Regions from separate parts of the Homo sapiens genome. Here regions 1, 3 and 4 are each linked to region 2. The links are chromatin contacts, found by Hi-C or POLR2A ChIA-PET in ENCODE. All regions are on one chromosome and are shown on one strand. The core of a region is the stretch at or near the end of the contact, and the rest is flanking DNA. Distances in the headings are between cores, read along the strand shown. Region 1 holds the start of ABHD6 (abhydrolase domain containing 6, acylglycerol lipase). Region 2 holds the start of APPL1 (adaptor protein, phosphotyrosine interacting with PH domain and leucine zipper 1). Region 3 holds the start of HTD2 (hydroxyacyl-thioester dehydratase type 2). Region 4 holds the start of KCTD6 (potassium channel tetramerization domain containing 6).

The links. Hi-C counts contacts between places; a loop is a spot of excess contacts on that map. ChIA-PET counts read pairs that join two places held with the same protein, here RNA polymerase II (POLR2A). Pooled maps may share reads with other maps.
Region 1: a map of CD8-positive, alpha-beta T cell shows a loop between it and region 2 (9-fold over the local background). The contact joins the promoter of ABHD6 here to the promoter of APPL1 in region 2. A Hi-C loop is called at or near these places in 2 of 168 maps with a recorded cell type or tissue (CD4-positive, alpha-beta memory T cell and CD8-positive, alpha-beta T cell), 1 of 37 single-sample maps with no recorded cell type and 9 of 50 pooled maps. POLR2A ChIA-PET finds 5 or more read pairs at or near these places in 1 of 52 experiments (OCI-LY7).
Region 3: a map of CD8-positive, alpha-beta T cell shows a loop between it and region 2 (6-fold over the local background). The contact joins the promoter of HTD2 here to the promoter of APPL1 in region 2. A Hi-C loop is called at or near these places in 2 of 168 maps with a recorded cell type or tissue (CD8-positive, alpha-beta T cell and naive thymus-derived CD4-positive, alpha-beta T cell) and 12 of 50 pooled maps.
Region 4: a loop to region 2 is called in a map of CD4-positive, alpha-beta T cell, with 6 times the contacts of the local background. The contact joins the promoter of KCTD6 here to the promoter of APPL1 in region 2. A Hi-C loop is called at or near these places in 2 of 168 maps with a recorded cell type or tissue (CD4-positive, alpha-beta T cell and naive thymus-derived CD4-positive, alpha-beta T cell), 1 of 37 single-sample maps with no recorded cell type and 9 of 50 pooled maps.

Annotation. Positions count from the first base shown.
Region 1 is chr3:58,236,017-58,240,246 of GRCh38, reverse strand. It overlaps ABHD6 (abhydrolase domain containing 6, acylglycerol lipase), which reads right to left and starts at 2,455. Exons shown (of 10, transcript NM_001320126.2): 1 at 2,331-2,455. RefSeq lists silencers at 2,214-2,703, 2,714-2,883 and an enhancer at 2,105-3,044.
Region 2 is chr3:57,225,283-57,229,746 of GRCh38, reverse strand. It overlaps APPL1 (adaptor protein, phosphotyrosine interacting with PH domain and leucine zipper 1), which reads right to left and starts at 2,018. Exons shown (of 22, transcript NM_012096.3): 1 at 1,810-2,018. The coding sequence starts at 1,863. It also overlaps a transcript of HESX1 not described here. RefSeq lists a silencer at 1,561-2,220.
Region 3 is chr3:58,304,758-58,309,262 of GRCh38, reverse strand. HTD2 (hydroxyacyl-thioester dehydratase type 2) reads right to left here and starts at 2,743. Exons shown (of 5, transcript NM_001348712.2): 1 at 2,612-2,743. RPP14 (ribonuclease P/MRP subunit p14) reads right to left here and starts at 3,018. Exons shown (of 6, transcript NM_007042.6): 1 at 2,846-3,018. RefSeq lists enhancers at 2,453-2,582, 2,703-2,962, 3,153-3,232.
Region 4 is chr3:58,490,714-58,495,108 of GRCh38, reverse strand. It overlaps KCTD6 (potassium channel tetramerization domain containing 6), which reads right to left and starts at 3,013. Exons shown (of 3, transcript NM_001128214.2): 1 at 2,940-3,013. RefSeq lists a silencer at 2,713-3,362.

The DNA of each region.
Region 1 (4,230 bases), core at 1,206-3,705, 1.0 Mb before region 2:
TTTTTTTAAAGAATATGACATAGTGAAGCTGATTTCCAATCTTAGCTAGCCTACTAGGATAAACACTCATTCTTTATTTATTTATTTTATTTTTTGAGACTGGGTCTTACTTTTTCACCTAGGCTGGAGTGCAGTGGAGCAATCTCAGCTCACTGCAGCCTTGACCTCCCAGGCTCAAGCAATCCTCCCACCCCAGCCTCCCAAGTAGCCGGGACTACAGGTACGCAACACCACTCCCAGCTAATTTTTTTTTTTTTTTGGTAGAGATGGGGTTTCACCATGTTGCCCAGGCTAGTCTTGAACTCCTGGGTTCAGGTGATCCTCTTGCCTTGGCCTCTCAAAGTGCTGGCCACTTTGAGGTGTGAGCCCACCACACCGAGACAAAACATTCATGCTTGCCTTTCTTCCCTCCAAACCCAAAGATAATCTTTGAGTCTAACTTCTCGCCCCCAGGATAGACCTCACCCAACGCATACTGCAAACCAGGATCACCTCTAAGGACAATTTTTTTCTCATATCAAGTTTCAGAATTACTTCCCAGTTGCACAAACTGCATTCCCATCTTTTACTCTAGGTTTGCAGATGCTCACAGAATCAAAGGTCACACATTTTAAAAGCTAAAAAAACCAGAAGGGCACTTCTGTCTCTAACTACAAAGACAATGGATAATTTGGAGTTGACGAAAGCCACAGAATGTGTCGAAAAGGCAAAATAATAAAAATAATAAAAAGATGAAAATAGAGAAAGTCTCATAGGCCTTTCTGAGCACACAAAATGGTTAATTTCTGTAGAGTCAGTGTGAGCCATTTATTAATTATTTTTTTCCAGTAATTCAAGGTAGTGGTCAACTACCACTCTTCATAATAACAGCTGCTGCTTTCTGAGTGCTTAAAACATGCTGGGCCCTGTGCATTATTTTATCTAAATATTGCCACTACCCTTTAAAGTGGGTACTATTACCAGAAGCTGAGAGGCCCTTGCTGGTCTGAGAAAAACAAATTAGTGCTAGAAACACAGGTGATTAATTTCTGTTATTTCTAATTTCCTATATTATAACAATGTTCTTGATAAGAATTTGTTGAAATTGGGTAAAAAGTCTAGTGGTTCGAGGTCGGGTTGGGGGGGCGGTTGGGGGAAGGGGGTGGTTCTGAGGCCAGACTCACTTCGTGTCTTGGGAAGGTACCACCTCTGGAAGCCTCATATTCCTGCTCTCAGGAATGGGCACAGCGGTGGTACCTACCTCAAGGGGCTGTTGGGGAAAGTATGGCAGGTAATTCTTTTAAGGGGCTTAGGACAGGGCCTGGCACACAAGATTTGCTTATTCTATGTCAGCTATTATTCATTATAAACTACTTTAAACTCTTAGCCAGGTGGAGCCACTAGGGATTTCTGAGCAGGCGGGAGCAGCGGGGAGGGGGGCGGCGAGATAAATGAGGGCCTCCAGGTCCCAGCTGGAGTAAGACCCCCACTTTATTTCCTCTTCCTAACCACCCAGCTCCTGGGGCATACAAAGGGCTCAAAATACATATTCTCTGCATGCACAGTATCTAGACCCTCTGGCATCCTCCTCTTCCCCCACTCCCCCATGCCTCACTCTGTCACCTGGCCTCGCTGTGGGCTCAGGGGCGCAAACCCTGCACGTGCACTGCCCTGCAGCCGGCGTTACACAATCCGCATTTCTAAGGCAGCCGTGAAACCTGTGTCGCTGTAGGCGGGGGACCGCAAGTTGCCGGCGGGTACCTGGCTGGACAGCATCCTGATTCAAGTGTTTCGACACGGAAGGGGCGCAAGGGCACGGGAGCCGGGGCAGGCTGGGGAAAGGGAAGCTGAAAGGCTGCTGGGGGAGGGGAGTAGCGGAGCGAGATCTTGGGGACGGCGCGGAGGCGGCGCGTGACACGGAGCAAGATGCTATCTGGGTGGGCGAGCTGCAGTCCTTCTCCAGGAAATGGGGGAAACAGGGCTGCAGGACCCCAAAATCCTCTCGGCACTGCGAGGGGCGCCTAAGGGCTGCTGCGGGCGCAGGGGGTGGGGAGGCGAAGTAGAAAGAGGGTGCAGGTCCCGACCCGTCCTCACTCTGTCCCCCGGCTTCAAGAGGCTGGCTGGACCCAGGAAATGGGGCGCCGGGTTTCGGGCATCTCAAACCTATCCAGGCAGCGGGAGGTGGGGGCAGCGCCCGCGCGGGGAGCGGAGTGGAAAGGCAAGTGCAGATCGCCGACTCTTTCCACTCGATGCGCCGCTGCAGGGAGACACTGGGGGAGAGGTCACGGGGCCATCAGGGCGCCCCATCCCCCTAGGAGCGCACCACCGCCCGCCCGCCCGCCTCCGCTCACCTGACCAGCCTCAACCGCCTGGGTCCCGCCGCCGGGCCCGGACCCCGGCCCTCGGTCTCTAGCCCCGGGCTGGGACCTGCCGCCGGGCTCCTACCCGCGCCGCTCCCAGCTCCGGCGCCCAGCCCAGCTGGACTCCTTAAAGGCGCAGCGTGCCGGTTCGCGTCCTCCGACAGAAAAGCCGCCCCGCCCCGACCCGGCGCCGCGCGCTGTCCCCCAGCGGCCGCGCTCTGTTTGGGGGCTCCGGGGCGCTTATCCCCAGTTCCTCCGCGCGCTGCCTCACAGCGTTAAACCCGGAGGGTACAGTTAGCGTCTCGCACAACCCAACGCCGGCAACTGTCTCCTAGCACCCGAAAGCCACGGCGAGAGCAGGATCGCCTACAGAGGTACCGGGGGCGGAGCCCGAGCGCCCGGTCCCGCCCCCGCCCCCGCCCCCGCCCCCGCCCCGCCCCGCCCCGGAACGCACACGGTGGCGGGGCGCGGGGAGGGCCTCTGAGCCCGCAGAGCCACACACAGTTCCACATCCCCGGCCCGAATTCTTCCCGGCACTGTTTCACTTACTGAGCACCTACTGTGTGCCTGGCGCGGCTGGGCATTAAACCCGCCAAAGTGACTCAGGCAGGATCTCTGGATCTCTGCCCCGAAGGGCATCAGAGAGAAAGGGACAGGCAGGGGTTCTCAGGCAGCAAAGCAACACTGCTTGACATCGGTTGTCTCACGTAATCCTATGAGGTAGGCACTGGGGTCGACTTCTTTTCTCAGAAGACACCGAGGCTCAGGGAGGTGAGGGGCTTGCCCTGGATAGTCCAGGAAATGGGAGAAATGGGGGCGCAGGAGCCCCCAAATCCTCTGGACACTGCGAGGGCTCCACCCCAAGGAACACCGTAGGCGCTCATGCTCCCGCCCTGGCTCTCGGGTGTTTGGAGACAGTTGCCGGCGTCGGGTTGTGCGGGACGTCAGACTGTAAGGACTGAACTGGGAATTCCAACCGAGGATCGTCTGACTCCAAAGCTATACGGGAGAAATGGGCACCTGGAAAGGCCTTCGGCCACCTCTGGTTAAACCCCTGCTATGGTCGTTTCTTTCTTTTAGGGACAGTTAAACCCCAGCTTGGCCTGGCTACTCTTCCGTGTTTTCCATGTCTCAGTTTAGCTGCCACTTCCTCCAGGAAGCCTTCAGTAAGACCCCTTTGGGCTCACACTGCACTGTGGGCTTCTTTCATCAAAACATGTATTCGTTCATTTAACAGATATTTACTACACCTGTTAGGGGCCTTAGTGGCACCCAGATCTTCCTGCTGCACTGAGTGCTTGGCCTGCCACTCCAGACGTCAAGGGGCCAGGGCTCAGCAAGACTCTCTTGGCCGTTTAAATCCCCCACAAAGGCAGCCTTTGGGCCTCAGCCTGCCAAGGCCTCCACGCTGGTGGAGCCTGGCTGAGTGGTGCAGGTCCTGGGTTTTAAGAATAGGACACAGTCAAGAAGTCCCGGAGAAGTGGCAAAGGGGCATCTCTGAAGCCACTAGTGATCCCCATGCCTGTAAACCCTGCTCTGCAGGGCAGCTGGAATTCATCCGGAGTTTGGGACAGTCCCCCTGGCTTGGGCTGGAGCATTTTCCTTTAAATTGTTGGCTGCCTTATCACTTAGACTTCAATGGCTGCATGTGATTCACTTCAGGGAATGGCCCCCGAGTTTCAGTGGCAATTTATTCACCAAACAGCGGGTTGCTCAGTCCCACCTCTCTGGCTTTATCTCTCCTTACGGCTGAAGCAGAACCTTTCCAAGCCAGCAGTCCACCAACATCCCCAGAGCAGGTCCACAGAGATAGCACAAAATGTGGGGATTAAATGTCCTTCAGTCACTACTGGCCACCTATTGGATTAGCATCTTGGACTCAGGAACATTC
Region 2 (4,464 bases), core at 769-3,268:
AGCAAAACCCCGTCTCAGGAAAAAAAAAAAAAAAAAAAAAAAAAAAAGCTGGCACAGTGGCACACGCCTGTATTCCCAGCTGCTAGGGAGGCTGAGGCAGGAGGATCACTTCAGCATAGGTGTTCCAGGACACAGTGCACTACGATAGTGTCTGTGAACAGCCATTGCTCTCCAGACTGGGAAACATAGCAAGATCCCCATCTCAAAAAACAAACAAATATATTGTAAAACGGACACTAGTATGATGCATGCTTGTAAAGAAAAAAAAAAACCACAATTCTTAAGTTGTAAACTAATCTGGCAAAAACCTCAAGACATTAGATGAGTCAAGAGTTTATCTCTGCCTCACAAGTCATTTCCAGGGCAGTGTGCAATCCATTCTGAGCCGTTTATAGTCTTTATGGGCTATTAAAAAAAAAAGCCAAGTAAGAGAAGAAAGGTAAGGCAACCTGTTGAATCTTACATAATAAAAAGTAAAATGACAAAGTACACCTGACCAATTCCACAAACTTTTTGCAAATCATCTGAAACAAATACAGTTTATAACTTTATATGGAGAAATCATCAAGAAAAAAATTGAACCGAGTATACTGGCAGTCAAGATAAACCAAATGTGAGTTTCTCTTTTTGTCACTATCAGCTGTTAAGAGTACATTAGCAGCAGGCAACTGGCCTGTGAAGATAACTTTCAGAATAAAAAAGAACAAATCAATTCTACAATCAGAGCCCCATTTCAACTTGGCAATTAACATTGGCACAAAATCCATGGCAGAAGTGCCATCCAGGAAAAGGAGATCTAGACCTCTTCTGCTTTTCTTCTTTGGGGGCCATGTTCAACTGTAAAGACACACGAAATGGTGCAACTGCATTTCTAAATCAGCAACAATTCAGAAATGTTTCATTCTAAATAGTGTCCAACCAGCAACACCGTCTTAAACCGTTTAAATTATCGTGTAAAACGGCTTAGAGATGAAGTTTTCCCTATGCAAGTTACAGCCCCTGCCAACATTTTAAAAAATATAGCTGCTTTCATTCTGCAGTACTGAAAACATATTAAATGGTTACATTTTCCAAAACTGTCTTAAGCTAGAGCAACCACATCAGCATCATTCCGACGCACAGAACACAGGGCTTTTATTTTGATGAGTTTATTAAGGCCAAGTCTGCAGGGAGCAGCGCAGCAGTCGCGGAGCGGCGAAGGCACCGTCCATCCCTCGCCGTGCACAGCTCGAGTGACAGCGACCACAGTCACGGCCGCGACACGGGCACATTCGGCGGGGAGAGCGGTCTTGGGCTCCGGGACCCGTCACGGGCTTTGCCATTAGGGCTCCACACACAACCTTACAGCCTCTCCCAAAGAAAAACGATCCATTTCCTTCCTTAGCTTGCTGAGCCTCGGAAATCATTAAATAAGACTATCGGGGTTTCTCTCCCTTCTGCAATTTTTCTGAAGAGGTTCTCAGGGAGAAAATTCCAGGATCGAGATTTGGCACCTCACATCACCGCGATAAAAACGGCGCCTTTCGTCAAATAAAAAGGACCCGCGCGCGTACGTGACCGCCCGGCCCACGAGCACCAGCGGCTCGGTCTCCGCCTGCGGCCCTCGGCCCAGCCGAGCAGGCCCACGCGGGCCTTGGGCGGCGGGCCCAGCCTCCACAACTCCGGGCGCGGCCTGCGACGGGCGGTGACCTAGGGCGGCGGCGGCCCCCACCTGGGCCGGGGCGGGCACCTGCGGGAGCCGCGGAGGCGCCAGACCTGGGGTCGGCCAGCTGGGCTCTCCCTCGTCGCCCACCAGCTCCCGCGCCTCACCTGCGGGCTGTCCTCCAGCGTCTCCTCGATGGGCAGCTTGTCGATCCCCGGCATCGTGGCGGAGGGAGGGCGGTGGCAGGAGACGCAGCTGCCGCCCACAGCTCCCCGCGCCGGCCCGCCCGCCGCAGCTGACCCCGGCCCGCCCTCTCCGGCAAGGGCTGCAGCCGTCCCCGCCCGCACAGCCTTCTCCAGGCGCCGAGCGGCCGTGCGGGAAATCCCGCCCCCTCGGCCTCCCTGCCCCGCCTCCCGGCGCGTCCATTGGCTCCCGGGGACGCCCATCCGCGCTGCGGCGGTGGTCGGGAGGTTCCCGTGCGGCGCTAGGCTCTCCCGCGAGCGCGGGCGTCGGAAGCGGCGGAGGTGGCAGTGTCTGCCCTGGGATGGCCTTCCCTGCACGCGCGCGTTTGTATCTAAATCGCAGGGGACCGTCTCTTCCTCAGCTTGCCGGCGCGAGGAGCCAGAGCCTCGAGTTAGGGCCACACGGGGGAATTTGGGGCGGGTTGACTTTTCCCGCAACATATTTTGTCAGAGACCTTGGAGAAAGTCCTACTGCTGGCGCCTTTTAGTTTCCTCAGATGATAACATTCCCAACTCCGCTCGAAGCGTCCAGTCTTAATCCCCTCCAGCAGAATGGTGCTGACTAACTCAGATGTCTGAGATCCGCAGCTGTGTCAATAATAGGGCTTTCTGGCAAACTTGTGAACGTAGGCTCGAAATTGTTTTTCTGGACGCTTGAATATCAGTATATTCAGTTGAAAACATGTGATTTTGTTGCCAGTTTATCAGTTCCTACCTGGCCTCCCGAGGTCAGTCCTTCAGGACTGACGCTGCAACTCCAACTCCCATGTTTCTTTTAAATCACAAAGGAAAATATCTTTTAAAAATCAGGATACACTGATTAATTATGTTAGTAACTAATTGGCATTTGTTGAATCAAAAAGTTTTGGAAGCGTTAAATAGTTTTAGCCTCTAATTTTACAATAAAGTGAAGCTCAAAGTTGGGAATTTGACCGGATGAGGGCTACAAGCCTATCCTTTCCTCCTCCCTCTTCATCTTTCCCAACCTGTCACCCTGGCTCGTTTATGTCTCTGTATAGTTGTAGGCTTTCATCATTATACAGAGAAAATAACAAAGTAAGTAGTGTCTTCTAAACATCTAGCCATTAATTCCACCAATCCATTCCATTTTCATTCAAGAAATACCAGAGATGCTGAGTAAAGATTAATTAGCTGCCTGGTTCCACAGATACATGGGAACAAATCCAGAATAGTAGTAGCTCAAATCCAAATATAGTAACAAATAGAAGTTATATATTTTAAACGAAAATAGTAGATTTTCCCATGATCTCTTGAAAGAAAAATAAAATTATATTTTTAAAGTTTTGTTGAGTAGACTTGCATTGTAGTTTTACGGAATTATTTTTAGTGTTACAATCTTTAAAAGTTTTCCCCTTAGATTGTTTATCAGCCAGTCTCTCTCTCCCGAAGAGTTCTTTAGTTTTTGAGGAAGTTGATTTGGAGGCAGTTCTTACAATGAGTTAAGGGTTCCCAGTTGTGTTACAGTTTCTTTTTCCTTGATATCTCATTTCTACTCTGCCAACAAGAACACCATGCACCCCAGCTCTAAAGAAGGAAGACTTTCAAGGTAAGTGACCTTCCTGATTGAACTGAGTTAGATTTTAAATGAAGAAAGGTTGTGGCAACTGTTAAGAATCAGGAGTAAGTGAGGAGTGTAAACAATGTATAAGAAAGAAAAAAAAAAAGGCCTGGCGCTGTGGCTCACGCCTGTAATCCCAGCAATTTGGGAGGCCGTGGCAGCTGGATCACCTGAGGTCAGGAGTTCAAGACCAGCCTGCCCAACATGGCGAAACCCAGTCTCTACTAACAATACAAAAATTAGCCGGGCGTGGTGGCGTGCCTGTAGTCCCAGCTACTCAGGCGGCTGAGGCAGGAGACTCAGTTGAAGCCGGGAGGCCCAGGTGCAGTGAGCTGAGATCATACCACTGCGCTCCGGCCTGGGCGACAGAGCAAGACTACGTATCAAAAAAAAAAAAAAAAAGAAAAGAAAAGAAAAGTATTTGTTACCTAATTAACTTGGCCAAACCAAATAATTCCGATGAAAAATTCGATTAGTTATCTGAATTATCTGGGTGTGGTATTGTCAAGTTAAATGGTTTCCTTCTTAGTATGTTATGTACATCTAAACTGTGTTTCTGTAAAGGACTCTCAAGAGGCCATTACATTATCGCAGAATGGCAAGGAATTCTTGCCGGACTCAGCTGGTTAAAAAATAAAACAGGCTGGGCGCGGTGGGGCTCACGCCTGTAATCCCAGCACTTTGGGAGGCTGAGGCAGGCGGATCAAGAGGTCAAGAGATGGAGACCATCCTGGCCAACTGGTGAAACCCCGTCTCTACCAAAAATACAAAAATTAGCTGGGCATGGTGGCACACGCCTGTAGTTCCAGCTCTTTGGGAAGCTGAGGCAGGAGAATCGCTTGAACCCGGGAGGTGGAGGTTGCAGTGAGCCGAAACTGCACTCCAGCCTGGGCGACAGAGCGAAACTCTGTCTCAAAAACAAAAAATAAATAAAAATGAAAAAATAAAACAAACAAAAACAGGTTCACATTCAGTTGGATGGAGAGGTAGGTTTAGTCAAA
Region 3 (4,505 bases), core at 1,494-3,993, 1.1 Mb before region 2:
TACGATGCCTCTTTATCCAAAGAAAAAGAAAAGACATAAAGGAGTAAAATCTAAGATTTGAAGGTCCTCTTCTTGTTTACTCTCAGTCAACACAGAACACAAAGAGAAGAATGAGGGATGGTCGTTCTGCCGTCTCCTCCCATCCTGTGTCTGCCTGCTCTCAGTCCAAAAGCCAGGTCTGTGCAAGACTATCTGTGAACAACTGAGCTTAAACAGCACAGGGGTTGAGAAGAGGGATTCCTGGAAGGGGCACTCAATGCAGCTTCTAAAAGGTCTGAACTTTCAAGAACGTAGAACATGCTCATCTCTCTGTAGACAGTTCCTTTCCTTGGCTCCATGCCAACCTTGCTCTCCCTCTGGATAGGTCCTATTCATCCTTCAACTTTCAGTTTAAATACCACCTCTTCATGAAGGTCTTCTCTGACACCCTTCTCTAAGTTAAGCCCCCATGTTATGCAATCTCTTAACACTGTCTATTTGTTTAATATATGGATCCCCCACTACAGGGAACAGGAAACTGAGGCCCAATCAAGGAAAGGGACTTATCCAAGGTCACAGAGCTATGGACCAGCATTTCAAAACCACTCTGGGTTAGACCCAGTTCCAACCACTCCCAGATGATGACCTCTGGAGAAAAGAAGTCAGGGTCAAGGAGCTACATCTACCAATCCATTCAACAAACATTAATACTTTGGGGCCTGGCGTGGTGCTCATGCCTGTAATCTCAACAGTTTGGGAGGCCAGGAGTTTGAGACCAGCCTGGGAAACATAGTGAGACCCTGTCACTAAAAAAAAAAACAAAAAAACTTAAATTAACCAGGCATGGTAGTGTGTGCCTGTAGTCCCAGCTACTCCAGGGGCTGAGGTGGGAGGATAGCTTGAGTCTGGGAGGTTAAGGATACAGTGCACTGTGATTGTACCACTGCACTCCAGCCTGGGTGACAGAGCATGACCCTGTCTCCAAAACAAACAAACAAAAAATACTGTAATACTATGACACAAAGTAGGTATTCAAATGAGAGAAAAGTGATAGTGGTATAGGCCTATATATTCAAAAGAATCCTTGGTTTCAGGACAGCGGAAATAGTTACCTGATGCTTCTTTCCCAGTCACTAGAGTCTCCCCTAACTAGAAGGGCAGGGAGAACAAGAAACCTCATCTGTTTCTTTCATTGCTTGGCACATAAATGTTTTTTAGTGTTACTGCCTTGATGGAGCTGGCTGCCTAAAATAGGGGAGTGAAATTAGACCCAGGGCTTAGATGCCAGTAAAACGAAGACTTACACAACATTCACGAGATGGACAGTGGTGATGGCTGCACAGCGTTGTGAATGTACTCAATGCTACTTACGATAAATTTTATGTCACGTATTTTTTGCAATTAAAAAAAAAAAAAAAGACTTACAAATGACAGCACTGCCCTCTGCAGGCTGTTCTGACATTAAAGGAGAGGATACCTGGGAAATTATTTTGTACAGACTGGTATTAAATATATTCACCAGGCTCTCCACAGATGTGGGCTCACGAAGTTACTGTCATCGTCATCTTTAAAGTCAGTCTTGTTGTTTGTTTTGAGATGGAGTCTCACTCTGTCGCCCAGGCTGGAGTGCTTTGGGTCGAAGCAATTCTCGCTCCTCAGTCTCCTGAGTAGCTGGGATTACAGGCGTACGTCATCACGCCCAGCTAACTTTTGTATTTTTAGTACAAATGGGGTTTCGCCATGTTGGCCCAGGCTGGTCTCGAACTCCTGGCGTCAAGTGATCCGCCGACCTCGGCCCCCTCAAAGTGCTGGGATTACAGGCATGAGCCACCGCGCCCGGCCTAGAGTCAGCCTTTTTTAGTGGCTGCGCAGGGATGCTCCTAATCTGACCTATTAGTAATAAATCTGATTCTCCCTACTCCCCCGCTTCTCCATCCCTACGGCGGCCAGTGAGTCTATTAACATCTACTCAAGCTACATCATTCCTCTGCTCAAAATCTTGCTATGGTTCCCGTTTTATCCAGAGTAAGGCCAAAGTCCTTAGAGCAGCCTGCAAGGCTCTGCCTCACCTGCAGGACTGCTCCCTCTACACCTCTGACTTCATGTCCTGCCATTCTCCCTCCGCTCAATCCCCGCCACCACACAGGCCTAGCCTAGCTCTTTCTCACGCGCCAGTCTCGCTCCCACCGCTGGGCCTCGGCTCTAGCTTTTCCCCATGCTGGGAAAGATCTTCCTCCAGGCAGCCACCGGACTCACACCCTTGCCCCCTTCCTGGCTTAGCTCAAATCTCAATCGGGTTGGCCCAGTGCCCTTCTCGGCTAACACCGCACCCCACCCCCATGCCCCGTCCCTGCTTTCTTCTTCGTAGCATTTGCCTTTTTCTATGACAATTATGTAACTCGTTTATCTTTATCTGTACTTCCCCTCCCCACCCCAACAAAAGTCCACTCCAAGAATCTTGCTATCTTGTTCACTGCTGTTTCCCAAGGCCCTAAAACACTGGGTCGTGCACAGTGGGCGTGCGACGTACAATTTTTGGACTAAATCAATCACTTTAAAAAGCTCAATATCCTTACTGCTGAGCACTTGGGTGGCTTTCAATATTTTTCAACAACCACTATTTAGCGCTCACCTCGCGCCGGGCGCATGGAGAGCGCTCAGGACACGGTCCCGAAGTCTCGCCCGGGCCTCTCGGCCACGTTCTGCGGCCGAGACCCTACGCGGCGCCGTACAGAGGCCCTCAGCGCCCGGGGTCGGAGAGGACAAGCTACCCAAGGCGCACCGCCCGCCCCGCGCATGCGCCCGGGTCGCGGCCAACTGAGACGGCTCCCAGACAACCGCCGCTCTTTGGAAGGCTTCCACCTACCCACTCTTCGTCGGACTAGCCTGACGCCTGACCAGACTCCTATTCGCCGCAAGGACCCGCCAAGGCTTGGGGCTCCCCGGCAGCAGCCACAGCTGGGCCCGAGAAACTCCTGGTGTCTTTACGTTTGGCTTCTCCTCGTCCCGCCCCACGAAGCGTGACGCCCAGGCGGATATGACGTCACCACGCGGCGTCGTCCTAAGGACCCAGGCGCGAATCCTGATCCGGAGCTGAGAGCGGCCGAGCTCAGCGCCCTCTGGTGTCCACTCCGGGAAAGCCGTGTGTGCAATTTGCTTGGGGTGCGGTTTAGGGCGGGTTTTTTCCGCCTTGGACGGTGCTTCATAGTTATCCATTTCTTCATGCATTCATTCATTCATTCAACAATTTTTTCGTTGTTTTTTTGAGACAGTTTCACTCTGTCGCCCAGGCTGGAGTGCACTGGCGCGATCTGGCTTACTGCTACCTCCGCCTCCAGGGCTCAAGCGATTCTCCCACCTCAGCCTCCTGAGTAGCTAGGACTACAGGTATGCTCCACCATGCCTGGCTAATTTTTGTATTTTTAGTAGAGACGGGGTTTCACCATGTTGGCCAGGCTGGTCTCGAACTCCTCGCCTCAAGTGATCTGCCCACCTTGGCCTCCCAAAGTGCTGGGATTACAGACGTGAGCAACTGCGCCCGAGTCATTCTACACATTTTTTTCATTATATTATAATTTATTTATTGAGATGGAGTCTCGCTCTGTCGCCCAGGCTGGAGTGCAGTGGCGCCATCTTGGCTCACTGCACCCTCCGCCTCCCTTCAAGTGATTCTTCTGCCTCAGCCTCCCAAGTAGCTGGGACTACAGGCATGCACCACCATGCCCAGCTAATTTTTGTATTTTTAGTCGAGACGAGGTTTCACCATGTTGGCCAGCATGGTCTCAATCTCTTGACCTCGTGATCTGTCCACCTCGGCCTCCCAAAGTGTTGGGATTACAGGCGTGAGCCACCGCGCCTGGCCTAATTTTTGTATTTTTAGTAGAGACAGGGTTTCACTATGTTAGCCAAGCAGGTCTCAAACTCCTGACTTCAGGCAATCCACCCACCTCGCCTCCCAAAGTGTTGGGATTACAGACGTGAGCCACCGCGCCCAGCCTACAAAATTATATCTAGCATCTCCTCTCCTCAAGATCTCCTATGTCAAGCACTCCCCAAAGATAGGACCCACTCTCAGTGTCCCTTGTGACTCCCAGCACATAGTAGGTGTTCTATCTAGGCCGTCCTGGAAAGACCCACAAAGTAAAGACTTACTTTGTGCTAGGCACTATGCAAAATATTTTACATATGTCATCTCATGGAACCCTCACACAATCCTGAGATGGCTATTACTATGATCATCACCATTTTAGAGGTAGAAACTGAGGCACAGGCCAGGCGCAGTGGCTCATGCCTGTAATTCCAGCACTTTGGGAGGCTGAGGCGGGCAGATCACTTGAGGCCAGGAATTCGAGACCAGCCTGGCCAGCATGGTGAGACCCCCATCTCTACTGAAAATACAAAAATTAGCTGGGCACGGTGGTGCACACCTGTAATCCCAGTTACTCGGGAGGCTGAAGCAGGAGAATTGCTTGAACCTGGGAGGTAGAGGTTGCAGTAAGCCGAGATCACACCACTGCACTCTAGCC
Region 4 (4,395 bases), core at 1,764-4,263, 1.3 Mb before region 2:
CTTACTAAAACTAAAGATGGTTTTGAAAGACAGCAAATGCAACCGAGCACAAACAGCTATAAAATTCAAAGAAGCCTCTGACCCTGAAAAATCAGTTCACCTGAAAAGATGTAACCTTTGATGCAAATAAAATTCTTGTGAAAACAACACTGCCCACTCCCCAAAGAATATAAAGCAGTGCTGAAAATTCAACCATGTTTAAGCTTCAAAGGTTATTGTGACTAATGTATAAATTCTGACAGTGTCATGTTAGCAGGTAATTAAGCTTAAGAAAACACATACTGAAGAATTTATAGAAACCTTAAAAGGAAGTATTAATTTTCTAAAGTAGCATATCTGAAGAAATGCATACATAATTCAGTAAGTTAATAACTTAAAAAAATAACCTAAGAACCCTTAAATGCCATTCTCCCTATCACTGCAGAATTGCAATTACAGGCCTAATGGTTATGATGAACTAACTTAACAAAAATATTCTGGGTTTATCATTCCTGCTATAGATTAAGAATTCTCCGGGGCAAAAGTCCTAATCCTATATAACTACCTATATGTTGCAATAAAAACCTCCAACGAATAATAAAAAACTCCAACTACTGACTTCCCAGAGTTTCCAGGCAGCCCTTTAAAAATGCTTTTTTACTGAAACCTTCGTGTCTGGTAGTCAGAAAAGACTCAATAAACTCCCTCTTTCTATACTTACCTTCAAAATTGCCTTGTATTGAGTTTTGCTCTTCTTGAAATGTGGGAGTTTGAAAGCGAAATACTTTTTATAGTAACTAGTTCAGCGACATCTAAAGGAGTCTTTGGGGTTAACATTCACATACAGGCCAGCATAAGTAGCCAGGCATACAAGGATAATGTGATTATGGTTAGATTATCCTTAACCATACCACTGCAGAAATGGATTTTTCTCTACAAGTAATCATTTTCTCTTTCTCCTTTCTCAACCATGTGGTCTAGAAGAGAGAAGCTATAGGTTTAAAAGTGACCTAATATTAAAAAGCTGTCACAAATAGTCACAAAATCATAACATTCCTCTTAACCCTCAGTTTCCGCAAGATAAAACGGGATAATACCACCTTCCCAAAACGGGGTAATTACACCATTTAGGCACAACACAAAGGCAAAAATTGGCCTATAAGAGTAACACATCAGGACAAGGAAAGAGAACAGGTTCCCAGGGAGGTCCTGTAGTTGAATTCTGCTCCGTTACTGATTATGAGACCCTGAGAAAATCACTCTTTATGCCCAGCTTCTTCTTTGGGGAAATGGAGAAAATAAGGGAGATCATGAATATAAAACCATCTGTAAACTAGCAAGTATTAGACAAATGTGAAAACATTAGTGGCAGCAGCATAAACAAAATTTCTAGGTTAACATGAGAAACTTGAGTGTGAACACAAGTAATTTAGAGCATTGGCCTGGAGACGGCAAATATGGAGGAGGCAGCCTCTTAATTTGCTTCAAATCTCCCCAGGTCCTCCTTTTCCCAGAGCTCCAGAAGGGAGAACTATATACAGGTAAAGGGGAGTGTCTAGTTTTCCCAGAGTTCACCAAACACCTGAGCTCCTGATCTCAGAAGGAACTTCTTTAAAGCATGACTCGGGATTATCTCCAAGTTAAAGCTGAATCCAAATACATACAGGTACTCCATTTTAAATGGACCCCAAATATCAAAATCCAAGCGCACTGAAGGATTCATAGGGTTCACCCTAAGATTCCTTTAAGTAGTAATGCTTTGGTTAAAATATGATTTATGAAAATTCAAATCACAAAACTTTGGAATGGCATCCATGGCTATCCTGACCACTCCATCGTTCATATCTAAGGCATAGCACAAAATCAAGTATCAGTATGGACTGATGGTTTCGGCCAAAGAGAAAATACTCTCAACCTACCAACCCTGCTGACAAACACATTTTCCTTTTCCTAGCTACATATTCGTTCATTTGAAAACATCTCAATCTTGGGCTCAGGACTGTGCTACATGCTGTCCCCAAGCTTCTCTCCTATCCCAGGATGATTCAAGTAATAGGGCATTTGTGACAGCGAAAAAAAGAACATGCCAGGGGGATATAGAAGAGATACTTAGGCTACCCCAAATATTCTTAGCCGAGCCGGGTCATCCCAGGTCACTTTGCCACCCAAACCTCTTCTATCACAAAGTCCTAAAATTGGATCCATCAACTTGTTCTAGAACTGGTATACTTGAACAGAAACATGGTAACTTCGGCAGAATATCCAAACAGGATCTCTGTCACGTTTCATTTCCCCGTCCCACCCCCAGACACAGCCTCCACCACTGTCAGCCCAGCAGGTGCTGCCAGGGCTCCCCATTACCATGGCCATTTATCACCTCTGACATCAAGCATTAAAAACGCCACCACACACACACAAATCTAGGCATAAAGAACTCAGCTGCGATCTGAGAGTCTCTTCAGGGCAGAAAATCCCAAAGGCAGGGTTTTGAGTCCTGCCTCAAGCTTTAAACTAGGGCAATTGGTGGCTAATAAGCGCCATCTCCCAAAAACAATCATTTTCGAGCACACCCCAAATATCTCCGTCCGGGCCGCCCTTCGCTGCTGCCCCGCCAGCGAAGCCCCCGCAACCCGACCCGGCCAGGGGTAGGGCGGGCGATGCTCCGGGCCCGGACGAGGGGCGCGCCGCGGGGCTCCGAACCCGGGCCCGCAGAAACCGCGCATCCCCGCCGGGCGGGCCCCGGAACCCCCGCCCAGGCCCCGCCGCGGGCACCTCCGCTGCTGGCTCGTGCCAGCCCGGGACGCGCGGTCCCCTCAACGCGGCCCCGCCGCCGCCCCGTTCCAGGAGCCCCCGCCCAGATCCTCCTCAGCCCCGCTCCCCTGGCCGCTCGGCGCAGACGTCTCCTGAAACCCGGCCCTCCCAAACCCCGGCCCCGCAAGCCCCGCGCCAGCCCCACTCACTGCGCGGCGGCGGCGGCTGCTGCGGCCGGGCCGGGAGATGCCCGCGGCCGGAGAGCGCGAGCGCGGGGACAAGCGAGCCCGCGCCCGGCGACGGCGGCGGCGGCGGCGGCAGAGGGGACGACTGAGCCCGCGCCCGGAGTTGCGGCTCCAGCTGCCCGGCGCGGGCGGCGCCTTCCCAGCAGAGCCGCGGCGCCACGAGCGCGGGCGCCCCCTAACGGCAGCGCGGGCTGGAAGCCAGAGAGCGGGCGGCCTGAGGAACTCAGCCAGCGCAGTCGGAGCCGCGCGGTCAAGACCACACGACCGCAGCCCCGAAGCCCCGCCCCGAAGCCCCAGTCCCGCCCCTTAGGCTCCGCTCCGAAGCCCCGAAACCCCGCCCCTACGTCCCGCCTCCGCCCGCAGCCTGGGGTCCGCCCAACCCCAGGCCCACTGCGTCCTCAGGGGTGGTGCCTCCACAGCTGTTTCTCCTTAGTCATTTCACGAACTTGTATGGGCCCCCCACTATATCTCAGGCCTGGGGGTTTAGGAGATACAGCGGCCACCAAGACGGAGGCGGGTCCTAATCAAAGGAGAAGACAGACAAGACTCAAGGAAACAGCTAATAGACAAAATAATGACAAGTTATGGCCGTAAGTGTTGGGAGGGACATGATTAGAGGACTTAGATGGAGAAGAAGGGAAGGGAGCCCCTGCTCCAAACGCAGTGGCCGAGGAAGACCTGGACCCCGACCTGCGGCCAGAGCTCCTCCTGCCTGCCCTGCATTGGGGAGACAACCCTGCGATGAGGCCTGTGAAGAAGCCCCCGGGGCCACCGGGGCAAGACGGTCTGGTCCGGCCTGACGGGCAAGACAGCAAAGGGCTGCTGGGCCCAGAAGCTCAGCAACACGGGCAGCCAGGTGGAGAGAAGGGCAGAGCTACCTTCAGCAGACAAAACGACCCATGCAAAGGCTCTGGGGCCTGGAGGAGCTCGACCCTAGATGAGACTGGCGCTGGTATTGTCCCCACTTCACCAGGAAGGAAGCCAAGGCTGCAGAGGATGGGCAGCACCTAACGCCTCAGGGCTAATTGGTCTCCATCCGTCCACTCGTTCCAAGTCCATTCACTTCCTGCTAGCCAGGCCACTGTCCCCTTCCGGTGGGACCAGTTACCTGATGCTGGGTTTAACCTTCTCCACCAGAATAACCACTGGCCTTAGAAACTCACTTGGGTTTCACGTCTGCATGTGTGTGAGCTAGCTCTGGGGTTGAAATTGTATCAGCATGATCATCACAGTTATATCTGATACTTGATTTGTCTCCAAAAGCTCAAATTGATAGGTTAAATAAATGACATATGCTTCATCAACATAACTGAGTGCTACATTATCAAATTCACAAAGACTAGGTGAGAATACAGGGAAATGTGTGTGAAAATGATCAATACACAAACTAGTACACATGATATCCTGATTTTATTTTTAA